Linked DNA regions of Homo sapiens: region 2 is linked to region 1. A link is a loop called in an ENCODE intact Hi-C map of the cell type or tissue named here. Cell type or tissue: mammary epithelial cell. All regions are shown on one strand. Each heading gives the region's core, and the rest is flanking DNA. Links, peaks and the distances in the headings are about the cores only.

Region 1 (16,825 bases), core at 7,256-15,255:
GGGCTTTGAGTAACTGTTCTGCCATTTAGTGGCGATGACCTTGGGCACGTTTCATAGGGTTATTAAGAAGATTGAGCCAGATAAAGCATTAAAGCACTTAGCATAGTACAGGGCACACAGATAGTAAGCACCTCAGTTGTACATTTTTTAAGAGACAGGGAAATCTTACTTAAATGCTGTTCATTATCTTGGCTCCTAACCATCAGCTACAGACCTCATAGAGTTATAGGATATTAGAGCTTCAAATTACTTTTCTATTAGTGGTGATGGATTAGAAGGAACTATTCCCATGCTTTCTCATTTAGTCCCCCTTGTGGCCAAAAGCAGACATTTATGAAGCAATGTGCTGGATTAGAAGCAATTGGCTAAAGCACAGGTTTTTATCTGAGTGCAACTGCCAGGGCCTTACAGTAGTCAGGCCCACCATTTAGCCTCCTTGATGCAGTGCTAGTGAGAATAGACTTTATGCCTCCAAAGCTCATACTTACTTACCTGCCTGCTGTCTTGTATTTGGTCAGTTAGCAAATATTTAACTAAGCCCCTCCTGTGAGCCGGCATTTGTATTGGCCCTGGGGATACACCCATGAATAGGATGAATAGGACAAAAATCCTGCCCTCACAGAACTTAACATTCATTTTGGTAGACAGACAAAGTGAGTAAGGTAAATAGTATACAAAGGTGATAGGTGCAGTGGCGAAAGATAAAGCAGGAGCCCCGTGGGGGAGTGGAATTCTGGTTTCAAATACGGTCATCAGGGAAGGGCTCATGGAGGAGCAGAGACCTGAAATGAGAGATCTTGGAATTCCAGGCAGAAGGAAGAGCAAGTGTGAAATCTCTGAGGCAAGAGCATGCCAAGAGTTTTGAGGGTGAACACAGAGGCCTGTGAGGCTGCAGCAGAGTGAACCAGTGGGGGCTGCAGGTCAAGTAGGACCTTGCAGGCCAGGATAAGAACATTGACTTTCTCTCTGAGAGATGAAATGTTGTGGGAGGATTTTGAGCAAAGTCACGTATTATTGGACTTAGGTTTCAGCAGGATCATCTCAACTGCTGTGTTGAATAGAGAATGGGGGCAAGGGTGGATGCAAGGGGAGATGGAGGCTTGGCCTAGGGTGGTAGTGGTAGAAGTGGTGAAGTGTCCTCTTTGTGCTTTTCCAAAATGTCTGATTTTTAGGGGGGCCAAAAACATATTACTATTACCTTAAAGTTATTTTTTTCATAGTACTCTGTCAATATTAGACATCTGAATTTTCCCTGTACATTGCATTTAGTAGCAGTACCATATATATATATGCAGTGTGGACATATGAGTGTTGAAAGGAAAGCTAATTAAGTCACTAATACCAGTTTTTAAGTTTTTTTTTTCCTTAAATCACCTCAGGAGAAAGTTAGGATCATTGAAAGGAGAATCCTACCTTACTATTTATATGAGAATCTTGCTCTTGAACACTGCATACATGCTTTCTTTTCCAGGTTTTTCCACATTTAATAGTAGGTCCTCTTCTAACATTATGTCTTATTGGCTCCAGTTTCACCTGAAAGGAGGCATGAGTTCTTCAGACCAACCCACCTCATCACACCCCATCAATGCATAGCCACATAAAGCGTGGGAATTCAGTGACTTTTTTGCCATCTGAGTTCTAGCTTCTTCCTGTGTATAAAGTATTTATTAGGACTATGGTTTTGGTTTCAGTATTTTGAAGATGATAATCCTATATATAAATTATGCAAAGAAGATTCTCCCTTTTGAAAATAATGGAACTCCAGGAAAGCCAAATAGGTTCAACATAATTATGAGAAAGAAGTGTGCCACTGTCAGATTGGCATTTATGGAAAAATTGTTACGATTCGTTTTTCCAGATTCATTCCCATCCAAAATTCACGAGGACACAGCCAATAAAAGGGAGCTGAATTTGAAGAAGAGCTCGTCACTAAGATTCATTCTGTATTTATTGAGCTGATTCTGTTTGATGGATATTAGGACAGAATATTTGAACAGCATGTTGTCTTGGAAAATCAGGTACGAGGTATGGCTGAGGCTTTGGTGGATATAAAGGAGGAAAGGATTTATTCCTTCCCCACATGACTCTTAAAATCTTGATGTATTAATACAATTAATACAGGGCAGAACAAATGTGTAGTCAGTACAAACATTCTGTCAACACACATTAATATGTGGCTCTTGTTTATAAGCTTATTCTGACATGATCTTTTTAAAAAGTATCTTATTAGTGTAGAATTTGATCCGTCTTTTCACAGTGCTGGTTACCTGAGGAATGGAAGCAAGGGAAGGGGTTTCTTGCCGTAACTCTTCTTTCACTGGTGGTTGGCTATCTGCTAATGGCGCTAAGACTGTTAGTGCTCCTGGCACTCACACGGCCTTAGTGTGTATTCAACTGTGCCAAAAGATAAAGGAGGTGGGGCATACAGGGAATCCCCCAAACATTAAGCTTCTGTCACTTTAGCCACTACAGCTGGTGCAGATTTCTAAGTACATAAATCTCCTGGTAAGTGGCTTTGCTGGCCCCAATTCCTAATAGGCATTTACCTATATGATGTCTATTTATATATCTGGGTCATCATGAAACCAGAGGTATGAGCTATATTCATATAGTCTTAACCTCTGGTTTGCTTGCTTCTTCCTTTCACATGCTCTTGGACTCTCAAAGTTGAAATAAGACCTTCACTATTAGTATAGATCAAAAACCTAAGTCCTGTTTTAAACATTTGCTAGGAGAACTCAACAATGCTTATAAAGAAAAAATAATGCCAAGAGGCTCAGAATAAGCTACCCTTAACATTCTTCTCTGATGTAATAGAACATTTCTCAATGTACGGATATGTGTGCAGTTAAATTCTTTCTTTTCTTTTTGCTTCTGGGCCTTTTTGGGGAATTTAGTTTTTAAGGGAGAAGAAACCTAAGTCTGTAAGCTTTTAGGGTAATATAAAAGAAATGAGAAACCAATTCAATAGGGCTGACCATTTTTTTCTCTTTTCCCAGTGTGATATACAGAGTACCTAATAACATGTTCAGGAATTTTCTGTGACTCTATTTGTTGAATAATGGAATTAAGTATAAGGTAGAGCTGTGTGGGCCTCATTTGAAGGAGTTTAGTTATTCAAGTAGTAAAAGGCTCTCTTAACAAGGTGGCATTTATTATTATTTTAGCAGCTGTATAGCCCTGATTTTCTGTGACAGGCCAATTTCAAAGATCTTTACCGTGTTCAGATTCTGTTTTTAATTCTGAAAATACTGTCACCATATGGGTCCATTTTTACCACTTCATGGGCCCACAGGACATTAGAGAGTATTCAGTCTCTAGCCAGCCACCTCCTTGAGCCACCCTCCAGCTAAACTCCCCAGGATGAGTACAGAGCCCAGCAGGTGCAGCCCCTTGGTGAATGCTGTTGACCAGTCTTTGGCATCTGAGCTAACAGTTGAATTTGATATTTGCCCCTCTGAGGACCACTGGGCAATTCAAAGAAACAAGTAACTCTAGCACTGGAAGGGCCCTGGGGCTAGTCCTGCCACTTTGTAGATGATGAACTAAGACACAGATATGCAACATGACTGGTGTAAGCTAGTGGTTGCAACTTAGAGAAGGAAGTATTGTTTGCTGGACTTACAGCATGCCTGGAGCCATTTCCTATGAAATGATTAGTTGTTTCACTACACATATGAAGAGACTGTAATAGACCCACAGTCAAAGCTAGAATTTCTGACTTTTCATAGTGCTATTCAAAGCCATTTTCATATTTTCAAAAGCATCTGTGATTTGTTATACCTTGTTAGACAATCTGCATTTTAGACTCTGGCTATCTGATCCCTGATAAAATCCAAATAGAAGCTAGAGTTTGTGACAAATCACTCTAGCTTCATGACCTAGCTCCTGAAACTTGAAGTCTATGAATTGGATCTAGGATGTAATAATATTAAAATACAAAATGTAATCTCAGTGGGCTGTACTGGGTACAAAAATAAAGAGTACCCTGTCTGGTCATTAGTGTATGCAGGATCAATGAATTGTGCTGGTGTTTTGTTTCCCATAAGTCTTTTTTTAAAAAAATAAGATCTTGCTCTGTCACCCAGGCTGGAGTGTGGTGGTACAATCTTAGCTCACTGCAGCCTCGACCTCCTGGGCTCAGGTGATCCTCCCACCTCAGCCTCCCAAGTAGCTGGGACTACAGGCATGTGCTGACACACCTGGCTAATTTTTTTTTTTTTTTAGAGATGGGGTCTCACTATGTTGCCCAGGCTGGTCTTGAACTCCTGGCCTCAAGTGATCCTCCCGCCTTGGCCTCCCAAAGTGCTGGGATTATAGGCACAAGCCACTGTGCTTGGCCTTGTTTCCAATAAATCTTTAAAGGAGAAAATGTCTCTTTCTTCCATGTCCTACTTCTCATATTGGCAGCCACCTTTATAGACTTGTCCACTCTGTTTTGCGTCTCTTTGCTGTCCCCTGTCTTCCAGCATTGTCCTCTCATGTTCTAGTGACAGTCTTCCTCAAGCCTTAGTCCTTGAACTTCCCACCATCTTCTGCTTCTGTTTCCCAAGATTCGTTGTTCCCGCTTAGCTGTCACTTCTGGCCTCAGCCCTCACCTGCAGCTCTGACTTACTCCTAAATTCAAGCCCCACATTCACAACTGCCTTCTGAACATGTTGCCTCTGTGACCTTTGGTCACCCCAAACCCAATAGAAAACAGAGCCTGGACCAGACGGTCTCTGGATTTCTTATTGGTTCTCAGATTCAATTTTAACAAGTCAGCACTTAAGATTATCTCACTCCTCTCCCGCTTCTTAACTTCCCTGTCTCCTTTTAATGATACCACCAACCTGTCAGCCATATAACATGTATTATCTTCCATACACACACACACACACACACACACACACACACACACACCCACAGACGTACACATGTATACATGTACACGAGACAAAAATGGAGTAAAAAGGTTGAATTGGTCAAAATACTTGCCTAGAGAGAGTTCAAAGCACATGTCTTGATAACAGTGGGATCTTCTTATAAAAAGTAAAGCTTTTGTTATGCTAGTGAGCTTATAAATTTTTGCGTGTCTGTGTAAAACTACAAACGCATGTCCTGCTGGGCATTCTTCCTACCCTTTCTTACCCAGGAGCCTCTCGCCACCTGGGAAAGCTGACAGAACAGTGGGCTTCAGGTCCAGAAATGAGCCAACTTTCCTACCCCTGCTGCTGGTGGTTTATCAGATACAGGGAGAATCTTAGAAACTCTCTTTTGTTTGCTTAAAGGCACAGCTATAAATATATTTCAGCGTGACTGAGTGTGTCAAGTTTGAGATTCTGATTTGTTGTATCAGAATGTTAGAGCTGGGAGGGAAGCACTGGCAATCAGGTTTCTCTACTTCCTGATTTTATTGAAGAGTGAGCTGAGGCCCAGAAATATCAGGTGATCTGCCCAAAGTCACACAGCTCATTAATGACAAAACTACAACTGAAGCCCTGGTCTTCTAAACCCCAGCCAAGAGCTCTAACATTTTTAATTCTAATTTTTTTTTTTTTTTGAGATGGAGGTCTTGCTATGCTGCCAAGTCTGGCCTCGAACTCCTGGGCTCAAGTGATCCTCCTGTCTCAGTCTCCTGAGCAGCTGGGATTACAGGCGTGAGCCACCACATTCAGCTAACATTCTTTTTTTCTTTTTCTTTTTCTTTTTTTTTTTTTTTTTTTTTGAGACAGAGTAAAGCTCTGTCACCCAGGCTGGAGTACAGTGGCATGATCTTGGCTCACTGCAACCTCTGCCCTGTGGGTTCAAGTGATTCTCCCGCCTCAGCCTCCCAAGTAGCTGGGATTACAGGCACGCACCACCACAGCCGGCTAATTTTTGTATTTTTAGTAGAGATGGGGTTTCACCATGTTGGCCAGGCTGGTCTCGAACTCCTGGCCTCAAGTGATCCGCCCACCTCTGCCTCTGCCTTCCAAAGTGCTAGGATTACAGGCATGAGTCACCACGTCTGGCCCCAGCTAATGTTCTTTTAAATATATTGAGTCCCTTTCTGCCACTCATCTGGAATGGGTTCTCAAGCCCAGTGAGGAATCCCAATAAATTCTGGTTCTTAGTCTATTTTAAAAACACTAAGTATACATACAATTTGTAATAAAATTTTAAGTTATAAATATAATGGATGCACACTGTTACTTCTTAAAATAAGACCATAACATTATACAAGCTGCTGGTTTCTTTGCTTTTCTGGTCACTTTCTCCACCTCTACCTAATCAGGTCCCAACATTGTGCAAAGACTTCTCCTCCTCTTTGTCCCCTTGGCACACACACTCACATAAGAATCAGCTAAGAGAATAGTTTGTCAGGTACTTTTCCTCTTAAAACCTAACATCTGAGGAACGTGGATTTTAATTATTGATGATGTGTGTGGAGTTTCAGTGTCACGCATTTTCTTCTGAGTTACAGAATCCTCTGGGGGATATTTCACAATACCTTTGTGTGTAGTTGCTATGAAGGAATTAACCTGTAAACCTCTGGGATGATTGAATTGTGGGTCAACTAAAATGCAATCTAGCTAAGACTTCTGCCTACGATCTCGCCTGTGTGTTTCTTTTTGTTGGTTTTTAGATACAGTGCTTTCTATTCCATATGGCTATTTAGTAAGCAGTCTCTTTTTGATAGCTTGTACCTCTGTGATTCAATTTCTGTTGTCTTTTTTTTCTTTAATTGAATGATATAGTAAATATGAACTTGTGCCATCATTAGAATAATGTGCATATATTCACATAGAAGGTGGGGCTTATGAACCTTGTATTAAGGATTTAGTGAGAGGAAATAAGGACTTTGCCCTCTCAGACCTGGCACAGCAGCTGCAGCAGTTTCATCATAAGGTCTGTGGTCTGCACGCACAAAACAGCGTGGGCTCAAGTAAAATGCCTCTGGACAGGTGAGAAGGATGGAAGCCTCTATTTCTGGCACCTCTCTGAAGATCAGGATGCTACAAGATCCACAGAGAGACTTATCAGTATTAGCCAGGTTGACCTGGCAAGAGCAAGGGGAATTGTTTATGTTGGCTACTCGTTCCCCTAATGGCCATTTTAGGATGAAAATAAACCTTAGTAAGTCTGTTTCAGAGCATTTTGGATACCCCTTGGCATATTGCCAAACCTATCTGTAAGTTTTCTTTGAGTATAATTTTAAAGTAATATGTATCATCACACAGAAGCCTTTTCAGTTCTGATCTAACTTTTCTGATGCCATGATTATAGCTTTACTCTGTCTCATCACCAAGCCTAAATTAATAGTAGCTAGTGGTACTTTGCTACCCATAAAATTTGAGCTGTGTTGTAAGCACACAGAAAATGAGATGCCAGGAATAAGCAAGAAAGGGAGAGCCTCAGCCTGGTTACTTCTGATGGAAGGCTGGGCCTGCCATCCTGGCTTGTGGTTGATTTGGGAGCATATAAGGTGGTGCTGGTCCTTCACCAGGCCAGTCATGTAGTTTATCCACGGTCTCCTATCTCTCTCCTCCCCGAACCACAGCGTTGGCTGCTTGCTGGTCAATTCTTCTGAGAAAGAAGCAAAACCTCCATGAGAAAGGTAACATATGCTGATGATTGATTTAGGGATTTGAGGTCTCTGAGGAGCTCAGACACACAATTGCTTTGGTGAACTCCGAACTTACTCATTGCACCTCACAGCAGGAGAGAGATGTTTTAAAAAAAAAAGTCCCTTGCTTTTCAGTTCGAAAGTCATGTTTGAGACATGACTTTCCTGTGGGTGCTTGCAAAAGTACATGTGTGGAGTGAATGTGTGTTGATGAGAGCCAAGAAAAAATTTATACATATGATAGTGGCTTTTGTCTTGGGCTTATCTTTGTATGGTTTTTATCCTTAGTGAGAAACATTTTTATAGCAAGAAGAATGTGATAAAATGCCAGTTAGAGTGTTTTATGGATCTTTAGCCCTTTGCTTGTAGGTGAGTTTTTTCCTTCAACTACCTGGCAATTTCTTTGAACACCCGCCGCACGTCCACCACCAACCACTACTACCACCACATATGGTCTTAGTCACCTAAGGGTATGCCGCAGCCTAACCATTTTCTCCCTTGTCTGTTTAATCTTTTCTTCTTTGTCTTTAGCCTTGTTATTTCCCCAGATTACTGGCCCTTTCTGGTCCAGAGTGGCATTCTTATCATTTCTGATAGTTCTTCACAGAGGTTCAGAGGGTATAGCAAATAGATGGCTAACATGAAACTTCTTCTCCTTTCTTAACTCTACAATTGGTTGCTTATTCATTTGTTAAATGGACAGGTACAGAACATTGACTGTGTGCAAGGTACACAGCTCCCACCCTCAAGAGGTTGTGCTCCTGGATATGCACAGGAGGATGGGTAGGGTACAGAAGGACCATGGTATACTGCAGAGTGACTTTGAGGAGGCTGAGAGGAGTGAGTACAGTGTGTACCATAAGAATTTAGGATATAGAGTGATAGGATGGATAGGTAAGAAGATAGGATGGATAGAATTCTAGGTAAGAGGATCATCATGAACAAAGGTTGGGAACTGCCCAGAGAATAGCTGTTTTCCTGGAACCATATAGAGTGGAGTTCAAGCTTCTGAACAGAGCTGGTTCATCAGGAGTGTTTGAGTATGACAATAGCAATATTGGAGAAGGCCTTCCTCTTCTGGTTATTCTTAGATTCCTAGCACATGAGTGCTGGAAGGGGCGTGTCTAACCCAGTTTCCACGTTATTGAGAGGAACATGAGTCCCTCTAAGGCTTAACCTTGACTTGGTCAAGGTTAGAATGTTGGATGTTTTCTCTCCCATGCAATATGGTGTTCATAGTATTGTGTTTGTTTGCACCCACTGGCAAACTTATAAAGACCACCAAGGTCTTTATAAGGAGTCTTTCTCTGAGAAGTCATTATACAAAAAAGAAACACGTTTATAGCAGCACGATTCGCAATTGCAAAAATATAGAACCAGTCCAAATGCCCATCAATCAATGAGTGGATAAAGAAAATGTGGTGTATACACACACACACACACACACACACACACAGACACACACACACACACACCATGGAATGCTACTAAGCCATAAAAAGGAATGAAGTAATGGCATTTGCAGCAACCTGGATGGAATTGGAGACCATTATTCTAAGTGAAGTAACTCAGAAATGGAAAACCAAACATCGTATGTTCTCACTCATAAGTGGGAGCTAATCTGTGAGAATGCAAAAAGCATAGGAATGATACAATGCACTTTGGGGACTGGGGAGAAAGGATGGGAGCAGGATGAGTGATAAAAGACTACACATTGGGTACAGTGTACACTGCTCAGGTGATGAGTGCACCAAAATCTCAGAAATCACCGCTAAAGAATTTATTCATCTAACCAAACACCACTTGTTCCCCAAAAACCTATTGAAATTAAAAAGTCTTTTTCTGAAAATGGAGTATTTGTGTAATTTACATTTTATGACCATTTTAACAAACTGGTATAGGTTTTGCACTTACATGAGGAGAGGGTTCATATACAAAGCAATGATTGCATTAGGATAAATTATGTTATGAAAGAAAAGGCATTAAAATGATCTTGGTACTGTTTGCCTTAAAATCAGGATTTGTGTTAACTTTGACATACTGCATGTAAGATTTGTTCTGGTAGTAACTGAACTTCATGAAATCACTGGTCACAGAAATGTAAGTTATCAGACTCTCATACTTGATTAGCAGTATACATTTTCATTAAAGCAATCACATTCCAATAAGGACCAGCAATAGCAGTTCACGGAATGCAGCTGCTCAGTTTGTATTTGAAGTGTTCGTGTATCTTTGGGAGCAATACCATGAAGTCACAAGTTTCCGAATGAGGCATATATTCAGCCTAAACACCGACTAGCTTAACTGAATTTTTGCTTTTGTTCAATACATTTACATTGTGATGTTTACAGCTTAGGCTGATAATGCTACAGTGGAAAGTATGGGGGAAATTTCTCTTTGGTCCCATTTTAAATCACCTCGCAGTATTTACCAGATGTAGAAGTTGTGTACGTATGTGGTATCTGATAAGCTCTGTTTTATAAAATACAGGTTCTAAGACCCAGAGAAATGAAAAAAATATATTTTTTTTCTCAATGGAATAGTAAGCATTTACTCTGTGCCTGGCACTGTGCTAGGCATTAGTAAAAGATGGCACAGGCACTGTCCTTTTCTACATAGTGTCCATTGCATTTTTACCCCTAATGACTTGACAGTTGATTCTTAAAATTTGATTTTAGCAGGTAAAAGGCATTTTATGTTTCCGTGTTGGGGAGTATGGCAGAAGAGGCTGCTCAAGGAAAGTACTTTTTTAAACAACCACCGGGTGTCAGCAGAGGACTTAGAACTCTTGGCAACATCTGTGTTCTTGGTTTTCTTGGATTTAATTTGCTAGGCCATCTCCATTGGAATTTTTGAAAGGCAGTCAACCTCCACGGGGCCACTTTCTCCCAAATATTAGTGTCAAACACTTTCACCGCAACACTGCATCACGATTGTTTATCTTTGCCTAATAAAACTAGCACTAGTTCCTCAATCTTTTTCTGATTTAAAACCTTTAATTCTGTCTTTCATGGTGAAGGTTCTACAAAGTAGACAGGCTGCCAGGGTGGGGAAGTGTCACCAAACTCTAGTTGTTTTTACTGACCTCTCCCCCCATACAGGTAAAGCTCACACTTACCTTATGCAGTGAAAAGTACAGGGACCATTCTTCGTCCTGCACACACACACAAAAATCTGATAATGGAGCTTGATGGTTCCAAATTACAGAAAGTATTTTCAGAGTATAAAGGAGAGAGGTCTAAGCATCTTCACTGGCCCAGCCATTTGGTTCATGGTATAGCATATATTTGGTGGTGGTCACAGATATTAGGAACTGTGTATTGATTGACAAGGGAAACCTTGGCAAGGTGGGTATGGATTTGTATCATGCCAATTCTCTCCAGTTTTCTCACCTTGACTCCTCACTTGAGTGAGCAAACTAGACAGGGATCCAAGGCATTTGGTATGAGACATTAGGCTCTAGGGTGGGGCCAAACTGGAGATGGTCTTTCTTGGACACCCAGGTTTCTTTCAAGCTTCATGCGGTATCAGAAGTGGTAGCAGTTACAAGGCTGTCAGTTTGAGTTGCTAAGCTATTGGTGACCTGAAAGACCAGCTTGGGAGATGGTTAGAGACATAAAGCAACCCCAGTGGCTTTAGCAGCTAAAGCTGCCAGGGCGTGTGGCCTGCAGGGGGTGGGGTGTTAGGCATAGTATGCACCCTGGAATCTATCCCATAAAGTAAAGGCCTGATTGATGCAGGGTTCTAGTTTAGACATGCTATAGGGATTTCCTTTGGACTGATCAGTGGGATTTGGCAAATCGCATTACAGCTAATTCCAGGAACTATGCAGATTCTTCTGTTGTTTTATATTGAATAAAATATTAAGACAACACATCAATAGGGATTCAAAAATATTTGGAATATTTTGTTTTTGTGGAAATTTCTGCAATAATAGTCAAAGGGAATCACTGTGTTCCTGAAAACATTGTGCAGGATGTCCATAAAATATACTGTGTACACACATGCCATCAAAGAGGGCAGCTGTCATTCTTCATGGGGTTATACCCAGCTTGGTGTCAGGCAGCAGCTGGGGGAAGGCTCTCAGACCTGTCGTATGATGTGCTTTGTAAACTGCTTTTTAAAAAAGAAGTTCTTTATTGTTGGCTTGACTTCTAATTAACACAATAATTGCATATGGGATTGTGTAAGGGGCACGTTTATTGGGGAAAATAAATGAAGTGTCTTTATGATGATTTTAGTTAACACTCTCTGACATTTCTCGTTGCTCAGGGAATCCTACAGCAAGTACCGTCTTATTCACGGAAACTTGAGTCTTCAAATTTGGCCACATTGCTCTGTGCTGATTCTCACCTCTCTTGGCAATAGCTTCACACTCTCCTCTCCCTCTTTCAGATCACTGGGGTGATCCTGCTGGCTGTTGGAGTCTGGGGCAAACTTACTCTGGGCACCTATATCTCCCTTATTGCCGAGAACTCCACAAATGCTCCCTATGTGCTCATCGGAACTGGCACCACTATTGTTGTCTTTGGCCTGTTTGGATGCTTTGCTACATGTCGTGGTAGCCCATGGATGCTGAAACTGGTGAGTATGTCACAACATAATACTGCTTTCTCAACTATATTTTTGTAAAAATATAAATTACATGGAGGTGAAGTGGTTCGTCTTGAGGTCACAGACAAGACCTTAACAATTTCAGTCCAGACTCTTTCCTAATCCATCCTTTAATCCCCTAGAGGTAAAAACAACCCCAAACACAGCCTGGCACACTAAATCTAGTCCCAGTCCCTCTGGGTAGATGATGACAAAGCAGTGGCCAGTGATTGCAGTAGTCCATTTGTATCCTCATGACAAGATGCCCTGTTTCTTTTCTTTTTTTTTTTTTTCTTTTGAGATGGAGTCTCGCTCTGTTGCCCAGGCTGGAGTTCAATGGCGCAATCTCTGCTCACTGCAAGCTCCACCCCCTGGGTTCATGCCATTCTCCTGCCTCAGCCTCCCAAGTAGCTGGGACTACAGGCGCCCGCCACCACGCCCAGCTAATTTTTTTTGTATTTTTAGTAGAGACGGGGTTTCACCATGTTGGCCAGGATGGTCTTGATCTCCTGACCTCGTGATCCACCTGCCTCGGCCTCCCAAAGTGCTGGGATTACAGGCTTGAGCCATCGTGCCCGGCCTCGCCCTGTTTCAATTTTGAACTATATCTTAGAAGTCTCCTTAAGCATGTGATATGCAGCTTTGGTGGCAAGGCAGCATCCTGAACATAAGCAGACTTTCACCTCCAAGTTCCTATTGGAGAAATACTTTCCACCTCCTTGAGCCTGGCCATGCATGGATGCATGTGTGTGGTCTTCTCTGAACCTGTACTCCCTGTCTCAGTGCTATGAGAGTTGAGCTAAGCCAGAGCCTGCCACCCAGAGGACTTATGCAGTGTCAAGTGTTGGCTACCAGGACCAGTGCAGGGTGCATACTCTCATGGGACAGATAAAGCAGTGATGCTTCCCAGATGATAAGGGCAGACTATTGAAAGGCTATTACTGTGATTTTTAACTTTTAGGTACAGCAGTTAACTAATTCTCTATTCACTGTTCATGTTCTTCACTGATGGGGATTAATGGTAAAGGATTTTATAGATAAAAATTAGCAAGGACCTGTCCTCAAAATAAAATTTTGTTTAAAAATATTTATTTCAGGCATCTTACTCCGTGAAGGGAGAAGCAAAGATTCCATCAGGGCCATGTTGCCTGTCCCTGTGTAGCCCTAGGTTGTAGTAACATTTAATACCATCTAGTGATATATGTGGGTGTGAGAGTGGTTCATTCCAAAGGAACCATCTTCCCAACTGGCACTGGGCAGTCAGTCTCTGTTGTCAACCTCATAGAAGTGGTGCTTGACTTTGCCATTTTCTATCCTGCAGACCATACAGGAGGCTGATGCCTCAGCCGCCACTGATTCTTCAGGTTGATGGGCAAGCCATAATGAGGCCCATCCTGATTATGGGCCAGGCTTCTGCTGCTGTCACCTGGCACTCTATTCTAACACCCTGAGTCTACCTTCTAGTACTTCTCATAAACACTAGGGTTTCTTTTGGTCTAGTGCCATAGTCCTCAACTCCAGATACATGATTAAATCACCTGGGAAGCCATTTGCAAAAACCTTTGCCAGCATCCCACCACTAGCTGGTTGAAGTAGACTCCTCAGTGGTGGTGAGGCCCTGGCATCTTATTTTCTAAAAAGCTCTCCAGAGGATTCAATCTTGTAGCCAGTATTGAGAACCTTTTGTTTAGCACAATGAGTAGCAAGGGGAGAATTAACTTCAAAAGCAGAGAAAAGAAAAAATTCTAAAAAACCATCCATTCAAACAAGAAGGGAAGTGATGTGGTGTTGAGACCTGACTGATTCCAACTAACTGTTTAAAGTCTTTAGCGGCAAGGATGTAACCTCCTTGGACCTTTGTCTCCAATTGTAACAAAATAGAATTGGACTAAATCACCAAAGTTTCTCCCGGCCCAAATACTATGACTGGAGAGGGGTGGGAGAGGTGATATTTTTATGTTCTAATTCTCAATTTGCTTGTGGGGCAGAAGTATCCCATAGCTGAGTATAATGTCATAAAATAGGATATGTGTATAAACAATGGAATAGTTAGTTCTGGCCTCTTCTGGAGGTGGCTTCACACCACACTACCATTTTCTTCTCCTAACACAAGTTCACTGGCAGGTGAGCATTTTGGGAAGTAGAGAAGTTTTTTGGTTTGGGGCTTAATTTGGGTCTTTAAAAATGTCTTTTAGATCAAATTTTAGATTCTACATATGTGTAAGATCAGGCAGTTATTAGTCTTTTCTTTCCCTGACTTATTTCACTTAATCCTCTAGATTCATTCATGTTGTCGCAAGTGACAGGATTTCATTCTTGTTTATGGCCAAATAGTATTCCATTGTGTATAGACACATTGTGTCCAGTGTGTATGGACACTTAGGTTGGCTATTGTCAATAGTGCTGCAATATACATGGGGGCGTGGCTATCTCCTCAACATATTGATTTCATTTTCTTTGGGTATATACCCCGCAGTAGGATTGCTGGATCATATGGTAGTTCTACTTTTAATTTTTTGAGGAACCTCTACTCTGTTATCCATAGTGGTTGTACTAATTTACATTCCAATCAGCAGTGTATAAGAGTTCTCCCTTTTCCACATCCTCATCAGCATTTATTTTTTTTTTTGTCTAGAGACAGGGGAGGAGGGAGAAGCAGAGGTTGGCCAATGGGTACAAAGTCACAGCTAGATAGGAGGAATTATCTGGTGTTTTATTGCATAGTAGGGTAACTATAGTTAATGTATTACATATTTAGCAATAGCTAGAAGAGAGGATTTAGAATGTTCCCACCACAAAGAAATATTTTAGGTAATGGATATGCTAACTACTCTGATTTGATCATTACACAGAGTATGCATGTATCAAAACATCATACTGTACCCCATAAATATGTACAATTATTATATGTTAGTTAAAAACAATAAAATTTTTAAAATATGATTTGGTCCTTTTATGTGATAGAGGCTATACTGGGTGCGTATGATATTTTATTTTTCTCCTCACTACCACCATGCAGTGTAGGTTATATTTTCATATAATGTGATAGGAACTTGGGGGTTTAGATAACCCACCCAAATTCACACAGCTAATGTATGGAAGGCTGGGATTTGAACCCTTGTATGTTTCCTTCCAAAGCTAGGACTATTTCAACTCCAATGTTTACATTTGGGAAAAAAGCTCTAACCCCTACTGACCTGTATTTAGTACAAGCTCGTCCCAATAGGCTTTTGGCAAATGCTTTCTGTAGGTAAAACGGCCACTCTCTGAAAGCTCCTAGAGGCAGGAAACTTGCCAGACACAGAAAACTGCTGATTCGGCTGATGAGAGCGGAAGTCACTTGATTAACTGTCAGTCTAGAATTTTGCAGTCCTTATATAACCTCATTAATTGCAAAACAACTGAAAATAACTATGTCTACTTTATGGAAGCCCAGAGAGGCTGCCTCCTTTCTAAGAGGTAGTTCATAACAAGATAGGATTCAAACCTAGGAGGACTTCTGACTACAGAGATAAATGCCCTTTCTTCCACCTGCCTGCTAACAGTTATTTTCCCACCCAACTTTCTGGAAGAGTCTAGGCTTATCCCATCAGCAAAATGGGAGAGTCTCACATCAAACTCTGCTTTGAATTGCATTTTGTATGAAGTTGGGAAAGAAGTCATGTACATGGGGCATTCTCATAACTACATGTTTAGTATTTGAGTGGCTGTGCTTTCTAGAGAATTTTGTTAATATTTAGAAAGAAATTAATATTTTAAGCCAACATTTCCTTTTTCGATATATGTGCCACTAGATGAGAAAAAAAAATTATGACTCAGCATACATATGTATACTTTATGAGACATGTGTATACTTTACAGGTAAGTAATGTGGCCACATGCAATCTATCCAAATTCCACAGCATTGTTTAGGGCCATTGCAAATGTTCAAAACCATTATATTTCATTTTGAAATAAGAAGCAGATTGTAAGACATGTGCCTTGTAGGTAAGGAATCAATTCTTGTTTTTATCTGCCTTTCAAAGTTATCCTTAATGTTTCGTAAATACCATGTACTACCCTTGAATTTAGGCGTGCTTGCATGTGCATGCACATGCAAAAAACTTGAGAAGTATCAGCAGCATGAGATGAAAAGCACTAAAGGCGTTAGATGCTTGCAAATGTCATTAGTAGTATAGTGCATTTACTTTTTGAAAGGCTTTAAACTCCACGCAGCATCCCGAACAAGAAAGGCAGGCAACTCCACAGGAAAGCTGCAGTGGCTACTGTGTCCAGTGATGACCACCAATCTGAAGAGGAACATCATCTTGCACACGTTTGGCTTCTTGGGCCCAGATGGGAGGGATACAATTCCAAATGAAGCAGTTTTGTAACTGTTTCATCTGAGATGTGGTTGAGACTACTGGAGGCGTTTGCCTAGGCAGCAGGTTCTCATCCTGGCCGTGTTCACAAACATGATGGGCTAGCGTTAGAGAAAAGACATTGGGCTGGTTCTTATTTCTTCTGAAAGCAGCACCAATGCCAGTGAGTGGAAGTTAGAAGTAGGCAGACTTGTGGCCAAAGGGAAAGGAAGTCTTTCCAACAATTGGAACAGTTTCAAAATGGAATGGGCCGCAGGGAATTGGCTTGCAGACCGTCGTGAGG
Region 2 (16,825 bases), core at 5,620-13,619, 590 kb after region 1:
CACCTTGACAAATTTACTTATACTGCTGGAATGCTTTAGTTAATGCAATGGGATTTTTAAACAGGAGAAAGAAAGCACCATCATATTCACCCTTGGGCTTAACAGATTAACATGACTCAGTAAACCATCCATGCAGTTACTTGTTCATTTATTAAATATTTGTTGAAAACCTACTATAAGATAAACACTGTGCTGGGGATACAAGGATAAAGGTGACACAGCTGGCCTCAAGAAACTTACAGTCTAGTGAGGCACATAGACAAGTAGAGAGAATTACAATGCTAGATCTGAAGAGCTTGGACATATCAGTCACAAAGGAGGCCATGCTAAGTCATCCGGCTGTCCTGTAGTAGAACTGAGTTGGCTGTGTATCATATCCCATCAACTCTCTGATAATACTGTCCAGATGCCATGACCTCATAAGCAGATGACTCTTATGCTGTATGTCAGTTTCCTTTGAGTGAATGTTTCAGTAATTATGTTGTATTCTGTTAAGGCTCATCATTTGAGATCAGCAAAGTAAGACATCTTCATGGGCAAGAAAGATGATCTTTTCTGAAACCCAAGGTCATTCCCAGAAGGGTGAGTCCTTAGATAGGGACCCAGAACTCAAGGAGAAGCCTCAGGCATGTAAGAGAAAGCTTAGCCTCTCCTTTGCCTTAAGCTTGGTAGTATCCAGACATCTAACATATGATGCTGGGAGGGGGGTTTTAAAGGCCAGAAAAAAAGCAAGAAATCAAATAAAACAGAAATCAAAGAAGGATTTCTTCTTTTTCCTGGGTCCTACATGGATGGGAAAAGATGAGTGAGCTTCAGAAAGCAATGCATGCTTTGAGGGCGAGACTGTGCTGCTTCATGATACTCTGTGTTTACAGCCCTTTGAGCAGCCTCCAGCCCAGTGCTCATCTAGGAGTTGTCAGGAACCACCTGTGTCAGATTATTCTGGAGCACTGGGTAAACATATACATTCTTAAGTTCCACCTCAGATTCACACCTCTCAATCATAATGGAGAGGGAGTTGTAATGTGCATTTTAGTAGGTCCCCTTAAGTTTGAGATTTCCTGGTCTTGACTTCATTGAGGTCTTTGTGAAGTTTAATATGGTCAAACTGCTTCCGCTCACCAAGCAATGTGCCTTCTAGTGTCATACTTGGAGAAACTAGATTTTATTATCACATGTGTTTGTATTTTATTTTATTACTTGGACTCTCTGACATCTCCCTTATTAAAATGTTCCTGTATCATGCAACTAGTCTAGACCAGGGGTTAGCAAACGTTTTCTGTAAATGTTCAGGTAGTAAATATTTTCCACTTTATGGGTTATATAGTCTCTGTTATCACTACTAAACTCTGTTATTGCAATGCAAAAGCAGCCACAGACAATATTTAAACAAATGGACCTGGCTATGTTCCAATGAAACTTTATTTGCAAAAATAGGTGGCTGATAAGATTTGGCCTATGGGCTATAGTTTGCAGACCCCTAATCTAAGCCATTAGACAACTAAATATGTATCACCTTGTATCATTTCCTTGTATGGAACCGCTCTGTCTTGTAATAGTAAAATAGTTACAAAAAAAATGGAATCTCATTCAAGTTATTTTAATGGTTCTCAAACTTGAATGTATATGATAATTCCCTTGAAGGGTTTATTGAAGTATGGATTGCTAGGCCCACCCACAGAATTTCTGACACAGTAGATCTGGAGTAAAGCCCAAGAATTTGCACTTCCAACAAGTTCCCAGATGATACTGATGATGCTGGTCCAGGGACCACATTTTAAGAACCACTGCCTTGAGTAAAGTGGAACAGGTTATTGATAGGATTTATGTGAAAATTAGGAGTTCAGCCATGAGGCCAAGAACACAGGATCAGTTTCGCAAGGGTCCACCCAGAGATTGGAAGGATGTCTTCTGCTGTAGGAACTAAGTTACAATAGGGCTGGTCACCCTTGCCATTATGTGGTTCTCTATCCTATAGATTTCTGCTTCCATTAGAGTAGCTATCTAAAAACTCAAATCTGATCAAATGATTTCTCTCTCTAGATGAACCTTTATTTTTACACATGTTCTTAAAGTCCAAACTTCTTAACCTGACTCGTGGGGCCTTTTATGATCTTCCCACCCACTTTATCACTCTATCCTCATTCCTGCCATCCTCTATTGGTGCACAATAGGGACTCTGGCTTTTTCCTCCAGATATTCTCCATATCATAAAGTATCCCTTGTATAAATATCCATCTGTTCTGTTGACTGTAAGCTTTAAGAGGACTGGGATTATGTGTCTCTTGTTTTATCTCCAGTGTCTAGCACATGAATGAAGAAATGATTATTTCTTCTTCAGATTTGCTACCAGATACAAGGGGAGAGGTGTACTCAGGGACACAGTGAAGGTAAAAGCCTTTTTGGAACTGATGGCTGAGGAATATTTATAGTAATGACACTTAAAAGTGGAGGGGGACCACAATGAGATACCATGTCACATCCACTAGGATGGCACTAATCAAAAAGGCAGATAATAACAAAGTTGGTGAGGTTGTGGAGACACTGGAACCCTCATATAGTGCTGATGGGAACTTAAGATGGTGTTACTTTGGAAAAACAGTTTGGAAGTTCCTCAAAATGTTCAATATGAAATTACGATATGACCCAGTAATTCCACGCCTATGTGCCTATCCAAGAGACATAAAAACACATATTCACGCAAAAACTTGTACTCAAATGTTCATAGCACCATTATTCATAGTAGCCAAAAGGTGTAAACAACTCAAATGTCCATCAACTGATTAATGGATAAACTAAATGTGGTACATTCATACAATGGAATATTATTCAGTCATAAAAAGGAATGAAGTACTGATACCTGCTACAACATAGGTGAATAGGTGAACCTTGAAAACGTTATGCTAAATGAAAGAAGCCACACACAGAAAGCTACATCTTATATAATTCCATTTATGTGAAATGGCTGGAATAGACAAATCTATAAAAACAGAAAGTACAGTAGTGTTTTCCAGGGGTTGAAAGGAAGGGAGAATGGGGAGCAACTGCTATTGGGTATGGGACTTCTTTCTGGTATGATGAAAATGTTCTAAAATTAGATAATGGTGGTAGTTACACAATTGAAAATACACAATAGTGTGTAAATTATATCTTAATAAAGCTGTTTTTAAAAAGTGGATAAGAAATTGCTCAGATAGGTCCTAGAAGAAAGAGTGGAGCCAACTCCACAAACAAAACTTGCTCCTGTATCCACTTTGACAACAAAGTAGAGCTTTGGAACAGCTTGTCTGACAATAGAGCTCATCTGTATATATATATATATATATATGTATATATATATATATATATATATATATACATATATATGTATATATATATACATATATATATACATATATATATATATAAAATATATTATATATCTCCACACAGCTTGAAATATAGTGAGTTAAGTTGTCATTAAAATGTTTTTGACTGACCCAATAAGAGAAATTCTTAATATTCCTTTTTTTCCACAAAAAGCTCAATATCTTGAGTATTTAGCAGAATTTCATGTACCCCATAACTCAATCTATTCTTATTGATGAAAGTAATGAATTTCCTCAAAATGCTAAAATTGCTTCTGTTGAAAAACAAAGCAAAGAACAGCCTAAATTCATTTAGGACATCTATTGAAAGAAGCTCGCATTGTTTACAGATCTGCATCTGCTTTGTACACAAAGAGCTTTTATATCAAGGCCAACTGTTATTGTATTCTCTCTTTATCATGCAACCTTTCCTGAATTCATGGCTCTAAGAAAATGCAGTTTAGCGAATAAATGTAGACTAGCAAGTTCCCTTTATTTCCATTGATGTTGTATGATGCTAAAATTCCCATTAACGTTTTCCCTCATCAGTGATATTACGAACTAATTCTTATCACTTCTCAAAGCAAATAAGGAATGGCTTGTGATCGAAAACATTTTACAGAAATAACACATCCAATTTAGGAAGAAAGACCATTATTGCCATATAGGGATATAAGCATGGAAATAGTCATATTTGGTGAGGATTAAAAGCTTAATCGAATGGAAAAGAAAGAATACAGCAATGTCAATCTGATGTGTGATTCTGAATCTGAAAAGTGACACTAGGATGGAAGAGTTAGAAATTGCTCAGTTGGTTCTCATTGCATGTGAACTAAAAGCCCACAGCTGGACAGTGGTTTATCAATGGTTTAGGGTCATTTGGTCATTTTCCAGCTTGGTCTCCAGCCCCAAGAGACAGGGGTTATGCTGTCTGAGAAGCCTTTATCTCCCAATCAAAACTATCTTTTTTTCTGAAATTCTACCATTACAAAATCATATCGTTAAGTATTTAAGGGTTTGTCTATTAACCAGAATCCTCTATTAAACTGTAAATTGCCCCTGACAGGCTTAGTTGGCAGCCAGTTTTGTCCCAAGGGAACTGGAGCACAGAAAATATGCAAGATCTCAGTTGATTTTAGATTAGATAGTGCTTTCCTCTCAGGCTCTCAAGCTACCCTAACAACCGTTAGATATGCAACCCCTTGCCAACCCTACTCACGGTGGTGAGAGGAAGTCATTTCTGAGGACCCATCTTGCTGGAATTTCCTCAGCCAGACAGTTGTCACAGGTGATAGATGTGACCCAAATGCTCTGGGGTTTGTGTGGTGTGAAGATGAAGAATCTAACCTCTGTTCAGGCGACTGTGACTTAAGGTTCCACCATTGAAGCCAAGGAAATAATTAAGAGTGGCATCTCTTTAAGTTTGATTAGTAATTTATTAAGCAATAACTGACATTTTAAAAGGCCATTTTAAACGTGATTAGAAGCCATATATTCAGGTCTTCCATAAACCTCTCCAGTTCATGCCAAATGAACAGTGACTTAAGCAAAAGTAGTTTATAAGCCTTAAGATTTTATGAACTTTTCTTCTCCAGTCTCTCTTCCTATATTTTGCTCCCTCAGCCTCAATGTATTCCTTCTCTCCACTTTTTCTGTATCTTCCTTTTTCTGGAAGCTGCCTTGGTCATAACTCTTTTCCTGCTTTTTTTCTCCAGTTCTCCTTTTAGCATCCCCTCCCTCTCTGCCTCTTCTTTCTGTCTCTGTTTCCTCACTCTACCTTCTCCTTAAATAACATAATATAAAGCAAATATATTTGTAAAGAGTTGTTCAATGAAGCTTTGTTTCTTTTTCTTAACTTTTGTTTCAGATATTACTGATAAAATATTTTTATTTGTTTTTATAGTTTATGTTACAATTTTCTATCTTTTCATTTATCACAAGCATATTTTTCTTTAAGTCATTTAGCATATTTATAATAATAACTACTTTAAAATTCTTGTTTGTTAATTCTAACATCTGGGTTCTCTTGAGGATATAATTCATTGATTATCTTTTCTTTGAGAGTTATTCACATTTTTCTGCATCTTCATATATTGAGTAATTTTGGATCATATCCTGGACATTGTGAATGTTATGGGGACTGTGGTCTCTGTTATATTCCTCCAAAGATTATTTCTCTTTTTAAAAAGACAATTAAATTGGTTGGACTCAAACTGCAAAGTCTGCTTTTTAGGTGCTAACTCAAATCTCAGTGTAATTTTTTTGTCCCTACCTGGGATACTTTGAGTCTTCCCTGTACATGTGATTCAGGGATCAGATGGAGATTTGGGCAAAATATATACACTGAATTTAGATGCTCTTCTCTAGCCCACTACTTTCTAGGATTTTTGCCTCATTTTCTAATGACTATGGGTTCAGGTTGCCCTGAACCATTCATGCTGGGAAGATTGGATTTTCTATAGGAGTTTCAGCAGCCCCTTGCAGCATCATCTATTGTCTAATCTCAGACTAAACGCTACTATTGTCTAATCTCAGACTAACAGCTGTAAAAATCAGAAGCTCATCCATTTTTTTCCCCCTGCTTCCCTAGATTGACTCCACGGCAGGATCTGCTTATTTTTGCTGCCTTCCAGGGCCTTCAGGTAGTTATTTTCTTTTTGTATTTTGTTCAGACCATGTAGCTGATATCTGTGGCAGAGTTAGTCAAGTAGGAGCTTAGGAGCTTATTCAGCCATACTGGGAGCAGGACTACCTTTTCTTGATTTTTGAAATGATGTGAGTTCAACCTTTCCTGTGGTTTTCTCTAAAAGAATGCTAATTTACATTGCAGGTCACAGCCTTTGATTGATTTTTCTGTGTGGGCCAATGACCTTCAATAGAGACAGAGTTCTATAGCTCAGTCATAGGGAAGGATGTCACATCAAGCTTCATTTCCATTTTTTTCAACAAAATTTACTGTCATCCTGTCATGAGAAAAGCACTAGATTGCCTGTTCTGTTTATCTAGGGGGCATCCTTGAGCTTTGTGGGAAGAGGGCAAACTTGACCTTCAGAAAGATTATATGGCTAAGAGAAAAAAAGTTTTACCCTTAAGAAACACTGATTTCGTATCAGGTGATTATTTTATGGATTCTTTCTTGTTTAACCCTCACAACTCTGCCAGATGGCTATTATTGTCCACTTTTTATGGATGACAGAGGTGAATCTGAAAGGTTGTACAGCTGGTAATTTTTATAGGCTTTTAATTTTAAAAATGAGTTAATACTAAAAGAATTAAATTGGCATATTACTGTGTTCTCAAAAATAATATTAATAATGATAATGATAATACAAATAACAATATCCAAGTGTTACTTTTCCTCCTAGCAAAAAGGGATTGTGACACAGTACAGTCCCTGACTTTTGACTGACAAGGTTCTATAGTGCTAAGTATAGTTTTCTATTAAGATTGAAACCTATGAGAAAAAAGCCGTGGGCTGACCCATCTTCAAAGTGTCCATTTAAGATTATTTTCTGTCAGCCAGGTGGCTAATGGGCTGTGTTAGACAATGGATAGATATTGTATTCTGTCTGAAACCATAGAATTGGAGAAAAAAAGAGCAATTCCGCATTTATTTGGCTTGTCTACTGCCCAGGAGCCCAAGCTACAGAGAACATTTATTTCATTTTAACAAATGGATGGTACCTCCCTATTTTAGGCTGGAAGAAAACCTCTGCTCTGGCCTCAGTGTGAACAGAGGCATTGGTGATGGAATATCCAGTGTGAGTCATTGTCCCCACACTGGGCAAAAAATAGTGAAAGCATTCCGGGGCAATTCTAAGGAAAAATGTTCAGTTAATGGTGGGTTTATCTAATGCTGGATTTGAAAAAAAATATTGACTGCTTCATGTTTTACAGAGGAAACTTGCAGACAAAAGAAAGTAAGCCCCCTATTGAATTTAATAGCGACTCTGATAAGAGATGAGAAGACAAGAAGAGATGTTTAAAGCACAGTTGGAAGAGAAACTAATAAGGCTGATGTAGACAACAGACAGCAACCTCAGCCTGGTCAGTTGGAGATACTGGGAGAGCATTGGTTTTCAGTCCACAACTTACTCGGTCATGAAAGCACTGTGGCCTATAGGGCTGCATGTCTCCCCGAGTTCTGCAACTCACTCTACAGTTAGCCATTTGACCTAGGGGAAGTAATTTCACCTCCTCTGAGTCTCTATTTTCCTGTAAAAGAAGGTGGTTGGGCTGGACATGGTGGCTCACACCTGTAGTCCCAGCTACTTGGGATGCTGAGGCAGGAGGATCACCTGAGCCCAGGAGTTTGAGACCAGCCTGGTCACATAGCGAGATCCCATCTTTTTTTTTTTTTAAGGTGATTGGATTAGGTTATCTTCGAGATCCTTTCTAGCCTTAACTTTTAAACATCCAAGTAGAAGCTTTTCACCCAGGTCTTTTTCCACTCCTTCCAAGAATCAAAGATTCTACATGTGGGAAAGCAAAATGGCATCAGAGTAGATGGGTTACTTGAAACTTTTGAATTAGAATGGAAACAAATCAAAATAAAAGCAGGGCAAATACATCTTTATCACCTGAACTAGAAAATAGATGGCAGGTGATAAATGAATAGATTTTGGACTACTCTCCAACTGTAAACTTTCCTGCACTTTTATGTGAAACTAACAGTTCACTTTAAATATCTACAATGAGTTCTGACAGAGAAGAGCAGGCGGCTCAAATAATGAAGGTCAGCAACTAAAACCCAAATTCTACTGCTTTAGAATGTGCTCAAAGACAGTTTCAGATGCATGAAGAGGAACAAACACATTTGTCCCACTCATGACCCTGCTAGTAGCAGGCTGGGCCAATGGTGGACATGGCTAGAATCCAAAGGTCAAATAGACCCAGAGGGAAGGATACATGGTTTGGGGAGGTCCCAGTGTGACCCTGATGGAATAAGCAGTTCAAGCTTAAAAGCCTAAAGTGCTGAGATCATGAATTGCTTTTGAACCATTATAGCTTTGAGGTGCTTTGGGGTAAAGGAACTGCAAGTACCATAGAAAATAGGTAAGGTTGTTTGTTTCATTGTTTCCTGAGGAAGTGGCATTTTTCAGTACATTTCTAGAAGCCAAACTTTTCCTGTCCCAACTTTTTGGTTTTCTAAAGGATAGATGAATCCTTTCTCCAGCCATATAGCAGGAGTGAATGAAACAAAAATGATTGACTGAAAGAAACCAAGCATATGTGAAAGAAGAAGGAAAAGAAGAAGAGGAGGAGAAAGGAGAAGGGCAAAGTGAGTTAACCCGATGATAGAGCAGCTGTGGGTTTTTAGAGAGGGCAACAAATCCTATTAATGTTCAGGTCTTGAGTTACTGATAGAAGCATTCCCTACTACGCACATGTCTTATTTTTGGTTCTCCCAAAAGCAGATCTTAAGATGAGGATGCAGATCCCATGTAACTCAAGTGAGGGAGTGGGAAAAGTAAGACAGGAAGAAGAGACCAAGTGAAAGATCCCTTTGAGCAACTGGGGCTCAAACTTCTAGGAACCCTCTGAGAAACTGTGTAGAATATATGGATTCGTTCACTAGGGCTGCCATAAGAAATAACCACAAACTTGACAGGTGAGAACAACAGAGATTTATTCTCTCCCAGTTCTTGAGGCCAGAAGTCTGAAATCAAGTTGTTGGCAGAGTTGGCTCTTTCATTCCAAGACTCCCTCCAGAAGCTTCTGGTGGTTGCCAGTATCCCTTGGCATTCCTTGGCTTGTAGCTGCATCACTTCAGTCTTCACCACATAGCCTTCTTTTCTGTGTCTTCTCTCCTTCTCTTCTCTTGTAAAGACACTTGGCATTCTATTTAAGGCCCACCCTAATCTAAGATGATCTAATCTCAAGATCCATAACTTAATTACAACTGCAAAGACCCTTTTACTAAATAAGTTTGCATTTATGGGCTCCAGGTGGACATGTCTTTTGGGAGGCCATCATTAAATCCAGTACATTACCCATTAGAACTGACCTACTGAGGAAGCTCCTGGAGTATGTAGTCTACTGACTCTGATTCCCCCTTGCTTAACAGTTACCCCATGGAAATAAGAAATCCCCATTCCTCTGAGCTGTCCTTACTTGGGCTCCTTTGGTGCTAGTGAAATCCCTGAGATAGAGAAGAAGAGAGACACAGATGCTTGAGGTGGGAAGCAGTTGGAATCACAGTGCATGCACATGGGAACTAACAATAAGGTCCACAGGGAACCATATTGGTGAGCTTGGGGAGGGGATGTGAACAGAGACACCAGTAGTGACTGTTACAAGACATAACAAAATAAAGACACTGCATGGGATGACTGCCAGGTGAATTGATGGGAATGGATAAAGACAATGTGGAAAGCCTGGGGCAAGGCTGGAGACAGCAGAAAGAGACTCAGACACTAGCACAGTGGCAGGACTTGTGCAGACTCAAGTATGCAGTCATGAGTCACTCTGCAGCACAATGCCCACAGAAAGTGGTGAAATGTATACTTGAGGAAACAACCAGCTGCCCTGGAAAAGCCATTCAGAAGGCCCAGGTAGTGTCCACTAGTTGCTGCAGCCTCATTTTCCTTCAAGAATTTTTCAGGTGGGTCTCAAATTCAGAAGTTGGTTAAATCCTTAGAGGTTGGAAGAGGATGTTTCCTGAACATCTGTCATTAGTGAAGACCCCAACCATTGAGCTGGGAACACAAAGACAGATCCCATTCCTGGGAAAGGACAGGGACTAGCAAAAGGCAGACAGGATATTACAATCCCAAACAGATAACCTTGGGTTTAGTATAGGGTTTTGGTGTGGGTAAGGGGAAAGGAAATAAGAAAACAACGAACCAAAAATAAATATGGGGTTCTGGGTAGGATTCCAATTCTGCTGGCTGATTCAAGTGCCTGGAGGAAGAGGAGTCAACACAATGACCCAGAGGCTTTGCGAGCTAATCTGGGCACCAGGTCTAATCGGCATCAAAGATAATTCAAGGAGGGGATGGCTGGGTCCCCTGAATGACAGAATGCCAAGACTCACTGGATTGAAGGACATATTTTCTGAAGCTGTCAGGGCCTTTGCAGACCTGGGCAGGCCTTTATCTGCTGGTGGATCTGACAGTTAGGGGAAACTAGAAAAGGAGGAGGAGGATGGTATTTAAAGCTACCCTGGGCCAGCGCTGTCCAGGCCAAATGAGATTACTTAATTTAACTGCTTAGTTATTTCAGTTTAAATTTTTTCCATATTGTACATAGAGAGTTATTATCCAATAATTCTTTCCATCTTTCAGTTCCAAATTTAAGGATCCTAAAAATGCCTTGTTTATATCAGAAATATCTGATTTGTTGATGGAGATTATGCTAACTGTTGTAAGAAACAAATCTCAACATGTGTGCTACTCAAACATGGTAGATTATTTCTGGCTCACTTAACATCCTAAAACAGGTACTTCTGATTCATGAGAAGTTTCCCTCTAAGTGAATTCAGAGACACAGGCTGTATATTCTGCACCATTTTCGGCACAGGTCTTCCAAAGTCACTCATCTACACCAAGCTAGGATTAGGGGAAACAGCTGAAAGAGTCCCTGTCTTTAGGGACCAGGCCTGAAAGTGACACACATCACTTCCCTACTGGTCCACTGCCTGGAATTTAGTCACATGGCTTCAGCTAACTGCAAGAGAGCCTGAGAAATATAGTAGTGTGCCCAGAAAGAAGAGGAAATTAGGCCTATGAATAGCTAGTTAGTTTTCATCACTCCTGAATAATGAGCATGAGGCCACTACACTAACAAACAAGCAGGAGGGAGAATGGAACCCTGATTGGGTTTACCTGCAGGTAAGACTTGGGAGGGATGGCTTATCTCTACTCCACATGTGATTGGCTAGGTCACTCATGTGGGTGCATCACCTGATGGTACACTGGAAAGTTCAAGATGCCCTCACCCATGTGTCTGGATCCTTGTGCATGTCAGTCCTGCTCCACTTGGTCCCCTTTTTTAGCCTCTCTTTCCAAGTGGGTGGCCTGGACTTCTTTACATAGTGAGTCAAAGTAGCAACTCATACCTATAATCCCAGCACTTTGGGAGGACCAGGTGGAAGGATTGCTTGAGCCCAGAGGTTCAAGACCAGCCTGGATAACATAGTGAGACCCTGTATCTACAACAAATGATAATAATAATAATAATAACAATAATAATAAGCTAGATGTGGTGGTGCATGCATGCATGTAATTCCAGCTACTTGAGAGGAGGTTGAGGTGGGAGTATCATTTGAGCTCAGAAGGTCGAGGCTGCAGTGAGCTGTGATTGTGCCACTGCACTCCATCTTGGGTGACAGAACAAGACCATGTCTCAGAAAAGGGGGGTGCAGCAAGGCAGTAACAGCAGAAGCTGCCAGGTCTCTTAAGGCCTAGGCTTAGAGGTAGCATGGTGTTACTTCCACTGCATTCTGGTGGCCAAAACAAGTCACAGGCCAGTCTGGATTCAAGGGGAGGGGACACAGACTCTCTCTTAATGAGAAGAATGTCATTGTCTAAGTATGTTCAGGCTGCTATAACAAAATATCATAAACTGAGTGGCTTATAAACAACAGACATTATTTCTCACAGTTCTGGAGGTTGGGAAGTCCAAGATCAAAGTTCAGGCAGATTCATCATCTGGTGAGGGCCCATACCTCATAGATGGTGCCTTACTGCTGCATCCTTGTATGATTGAAGGGGAGAATGAACGCCCTGGGGCCTCTTATGAGCACACTAATCCTATTCATAAGGGCTCCAACCTCATGACCTAATCACCTACCAAAGGCCCTACCTCTTAATACCATCACCCTGGGGATTAGGTTTCAATGTGTTACTTTTGGAAGACATAAACATTCAGATCACAGCAGTCATTTGTATACAGGATGGGAGGAATTGTTGGCAGGAATATTCATAGGCACAAGCAGCAGGCAACAGGAGGGCATCCAGGCCTGCAGGCCTCAGAAAGTACAGCAGTGAATGACAGGCGATGTCTTCATATTTGGGAGAAAAGGTGACAAGGATGGCTGTCCGCAAGTGATGTTGGCACAGCCATGGGGACTGGCATTGCACATATTACTTCATTCTCTACAAGGCCTGGTGGGGGAGGGGTCAGATTGGAGGTTTCAAGATTAAGAGCCCCCGTGCATGTGTTCATTCATGCCCCACAAGAAGACTATTACAATAATGTACTTTATTATTATAGTGCATTTATTTTTTTTGTGTTGCTCTCTTTGCTTTTTAAGGTCCTTGAAAGTTGAGATGGTGTCATATTCACTGATATGTCCCTAGCATCTAGTTTAGTCTGTGACATAGTAGATCTTTAACAAATGTTTGTTGAACACTGTATAGGCAAGGCCTGCAGTGTTCAGCATGTTCTTGGCAGGGCTTCCCCTCCATTGGCCTTGACAAGGCCCAAAGTAGACCTGAAGAGGGGCTCCCAGAGTTCTGTGGGCTCCTGGAATTCTTACCCCTTGCCCTTCTATCACAAATCCATATGGGTCCCAAGAACGGACCCACAATTGCAACTACTGATCATCTACTCCCTCCCAAGAGACCATGTGGGCTTGTCCCATCATGCCTCACATCCTGATTTATCTTGGCCACTACCAACTGTCCTATCCCTTCAGGTTTCTCTAAGACCCCTCTTCTCAAATGGTCTGAATGTTCCCCAAGCTGACTTGGGCTCCCAATTCCAACCCGCCCCTCCCCCCCACCCCTCCCCCAGCCACCTGGACACTTCAACTCTGCCCTCTGGAACATGTGATCTTTATCCACATAATAACTTTTATATTTTCAAACTCTTCACTAAACTTAAAGGAAAATAAAATAAAGATCAAACATTGAGCTCTTCGTGAAGAAGTTTCATTGCTAAGGGGTAACGGGATCCAGCATGGAGTCTAGGCTGTGGGAGATGAGGTACAAGGAAAGAGAAATAGGGCAGGTCTTTTAAAGCCAAAAGACTGAGTGTTTCCATCCCATATTAGAAAAGCAAAATCTCTTAGGCTGGTGATGGCTGGGCTCGTTAGACAGATGAGCCCAGGGGAGGAGGGATAGTTTACTGTGCATGCAGGGTGACCGTCTGGGAATCATGCTGTCTGACTGCTTCTGTAGCATATGCCATAAGTCTGGGCTAGGGTTACAGAATCTTATCAGGGCACCATTGGTATCATCAGGCTAGGTGGTCGGGTCAGGGATTGGCAGACTGTTCCTTTCACTTTTTGCCTACCTGAATTCTGTCTGAATCCTGGAGACATTACCTCCCATTCAGCCCTTAGAAGAAGTGGTATTTTCTTACCACCCTGTCACACCCAAACCCCATGAATCCTGGGCTTGGAGAAGGGATGAAGATTTTCCTTGCAGATTATTTTGTCCCTCCTTTATCCCTAAAGCACCCAGATCCCTGGAAGCAATTCTTACAGACCACATTCTGTTATATGGTTTGGAGGCTGAAATGTGACCTCCAATGTCACATTGGAGGTGGACCTAGTGGGAGTTGTTTGAGTCATGAGGGTGGATCTTTCATGAATGATTTGGTGCTGTCATCACGATAATGAGTGAGTTTTCTCTGTGTGAGTTCATGTGAGATCTGATTGTTTAAAAGAGCCTGGCACCTCACCTTTTCTCTCTCTGTCTAGCTTCCCCTCACCATGTGATATGCTGGCTCTCCATCACCTTCTGACATGATTGTAATCTCCCTGAAGCCTCACCAGAAGCCAAGATGCTGGCACCATGCTTATACAGCCTGCAGAACCATGAGCCAAATACATCTCTTTTCTCTATAAATTATCCAGTATCAGGTATTCCTTTATGGCAACACAAAATGGACCAATACACTCCCCATATCCTCTCTCTGCTAGCTCAGGTCATCTGAAAAGTTGACACTAAGACAAGATTAGACATGCAAGAGATTTACTAGAGAAACTACCTGTTGGGGGGAAAAATGGAGAGGGAGCTGGAGGAAGCAGAGAGAGCCTTCACACATGATGCAGGTCTAATTCTGTAGAAGGAAGGGTAACTGGGAAAGTCTGACTTCAGTGCATGTCTAAGAAAGTTTTGGCAAAACTAATGAGGAGTCCTTGGGCCAAAGGGGCAGATCAGAGGAATCCTGCATCTCCCATTGAGGCGCCTGCCCTAGTGTCCCTGCTGTGCTCACTCATGGCTGAGAGCAGCTGGTGGAGGGTGTGGCTTCAATGTGATAATGGATTTCAGAGTGCAGCCACAGGTCAGTTACACTCCTGCCAGTAAGAGGTCTGAGAAGGGCATTCTTGTGGCTGCCACAATCTCCCTATTGCAATCATCTTCTATCAGACACACACCATCACTGCTTTTCACTGAAGATTTTATCACCAGGAACACTATCTTTCTCTCCACCACTACAAATTTCTTAACTCTTTGTCATTTCAACAAACACCTAGAGAGACCTTCCAACATTGTGACCTCTCATTGCCTTGACATCCTCACTTTCTGTGGTCTTTATCATCTCCATCTCAGCTACCTATTGCCAAGGTGGCATTAACAAAACTGCTCCATTCCCAAGCCTTAGTTTCCAGCTTCCCATATTCCCACCTCATATCATCCCAGCTCTCTTTCTCTAGTGTTCTGAAGCCAATCAATCTTGGGCCCCTTTAGGTCCCCAGTCCCGCCATTGCACCAACTTTTCACTGCATCTTACCTCCTTTACTCTCTCCTTATTCTCCTATTTCACCTTAGAGTCCACAGCCCATTCCCATAACCACTTCTTGCACATATTGTCAATTCCTTGTACATTCTCTCAACTCCATTATTTTGCTTGCCCTTGTTAAGCAAGCTGGTGAAAAACACTCAACCATTTCTGACCGGTCTCACTTGAAATTTATGATGGCAGACCTCTAGTGGGACCTCAGTGCAGCCAAGCAATCTTATCGCATTTCCCCAGTCAATTCTCTCTCCTCATTCTCTGAGATGACTATTTCATACTTTTTCACCTTTACTCTAACCTCCAACAATTCCTCCCCCTTCCTTCTTCTCAGCTGATGACCTTCTTCCTTACTTCCCTAAGATGGAAGCAGAGAACTTGCTTCCTTTCCACCACACCATCTGCCTACCTACCCAAATCTATACTCACAAACTCTGCTTTTCCTCCTAATAAAATGGATGAACTTTGTGTTATTATATGCCAGGTTAGCCCCACTAGGTGTGAACTGGATCCCATCCTCTATTGCTTATTCAAGGCCTGGGTCTTGCAGTTATCTCTTCTCTCTCCTGCTTCTTCCGTTTTTCTCTCTTCACTGGATCATTTCCATCAGCATAAAAACATGCTGTAATACCTGCCATTAAAAAATACTTTAGAAACCTCCCTGGTGCACACATCTCTCCAGCCACCATCCATTCTCCTCCCCATCTTTATAGTAAAACTGCTTTTGTCTAAACCTGCCATCTCTACTTCCTCTCCTCCCATGACCCTTGAACCCCCTCCAATCAGGTGTCAGGAAATGAGAACCATTTCTCCAGCCCCCTTGTTGATCTGCAGTAAAAATTTCATAGTGTCAGGCTGCTTCCCTTTCTCCAGTGTTCTTCTGAGTAGATCATCCCGATTTCAGGAGACTCTTTCTGAGTAGAGAATCCGCAGGCTCTAGCATCTACTTGGTTTGGGGCTAGGTTGACCCAGGCACTTCTTTTCTCAAGACCTTTATAATAGGGCACCCAGAGTGTGTACTGATGATGGACTTGATGGAGACCCACTTAGCTTCACCAAGTTCACTCATTCTGAGTCCCCATCTTACCCTGGACATTCCCGTGCTCTGTGTCTGAAACCTCACCCTCCACTCCAGCAATGCAAAAAAAAAAAAAAAAAAAATGTCCTGCTGAAGTTTCTCTGCTCTGAGTTCTCTTCTTTGTTCTAAGTTCTAAGACTTGGGCACCACCCTGAGCCCACAAACGAACACTTGTTCAGACAGCACCTGGCACAAGTTTTACACAGGCTGCCTTCACTTCTCTTTTAAAAAACACAAGGGCTCCCTTTTGGGGATTGTCTTCCCAGCTGTAGGAACTGGAAAGACAAGTACATAAGAAATAGCAAATCAATTAGTACATAAGAAATAGCAAATCAATTAGTACATAAGAAATAGCAAATCAATTAATTTAACAAATACTTGTTAATTAACTGCTCTGTGTTAAGTGCATATTTATATTCGTGATCAAAAGAAGCAAATTCATATCCATATGGATCTTACACTCTAATGCTACCTATCATCTGTTATCTATATATCTATGGAAGCCTACCTGTTATCTATATATCTATGGAAGCCTATATTATAATTTCCTCAAAAAAATCTCAAGCTAAGTGAAGGAAAACATGTCCTATGGCCATGCCCCTTCCCCTTACACCTCAAACCAGCCTTCACATCTATATACCTATTGTCACCCCTCTGTAGAAATGGCCTATTCATTGATGAGCACAAATGGGTCATGATTGCCAGTTCTATA

What was found. Hi-C counts contacts between places; a loop is a spot of excess contacts. Peaks named below come from ENCODE experiments on the same cell type or tissue, not always from the same donor. Only the 100,000 strongest peaks of a DNase experiment are listed, where the experiment ranks them.
Region 2: it touches region 1 in a loop (8-fold over the local background); 4 of 110 quality-filtered maps call a loop at or near these places.

What each region holds. Positions count from the first base shown.
Region 1 is chrX:38,654,138-38,670,962 of GRCh38, forward strand. It overlaps TSPAN7 (tetraspanin 7), which reads left to right. Exons shown (of 8, transcript NM_004615.4): 2 at 11,984-12,172. Among named protein-coding and RNA genes, the nearest start is that of TSPAN7, 100 kb to the left of the region's middle. RefSeq lists a silencer at 3,609-3,658. In mammary epithelial cell, for the core only: a CTCF peak has its summit at 10,342 (motif pointing right); no DNase peak of the experiment used is centred there.
Region 2 is chrX:39,243,963-39,260,787 of GRCh38, forward strand. The region is part of intron 2 of LOC105373175 (a long non-coding RNA gene); the gene reads right to left. Among named protein-coding and RNA genes, the nearest start is that of LINC01281, 75 kb to the right of the region's middle. In mammary epithelial cell, for the core only: no CTCF peak of the experiment used is centred there; a DNase peak (open chromatin) is centred at 9,799.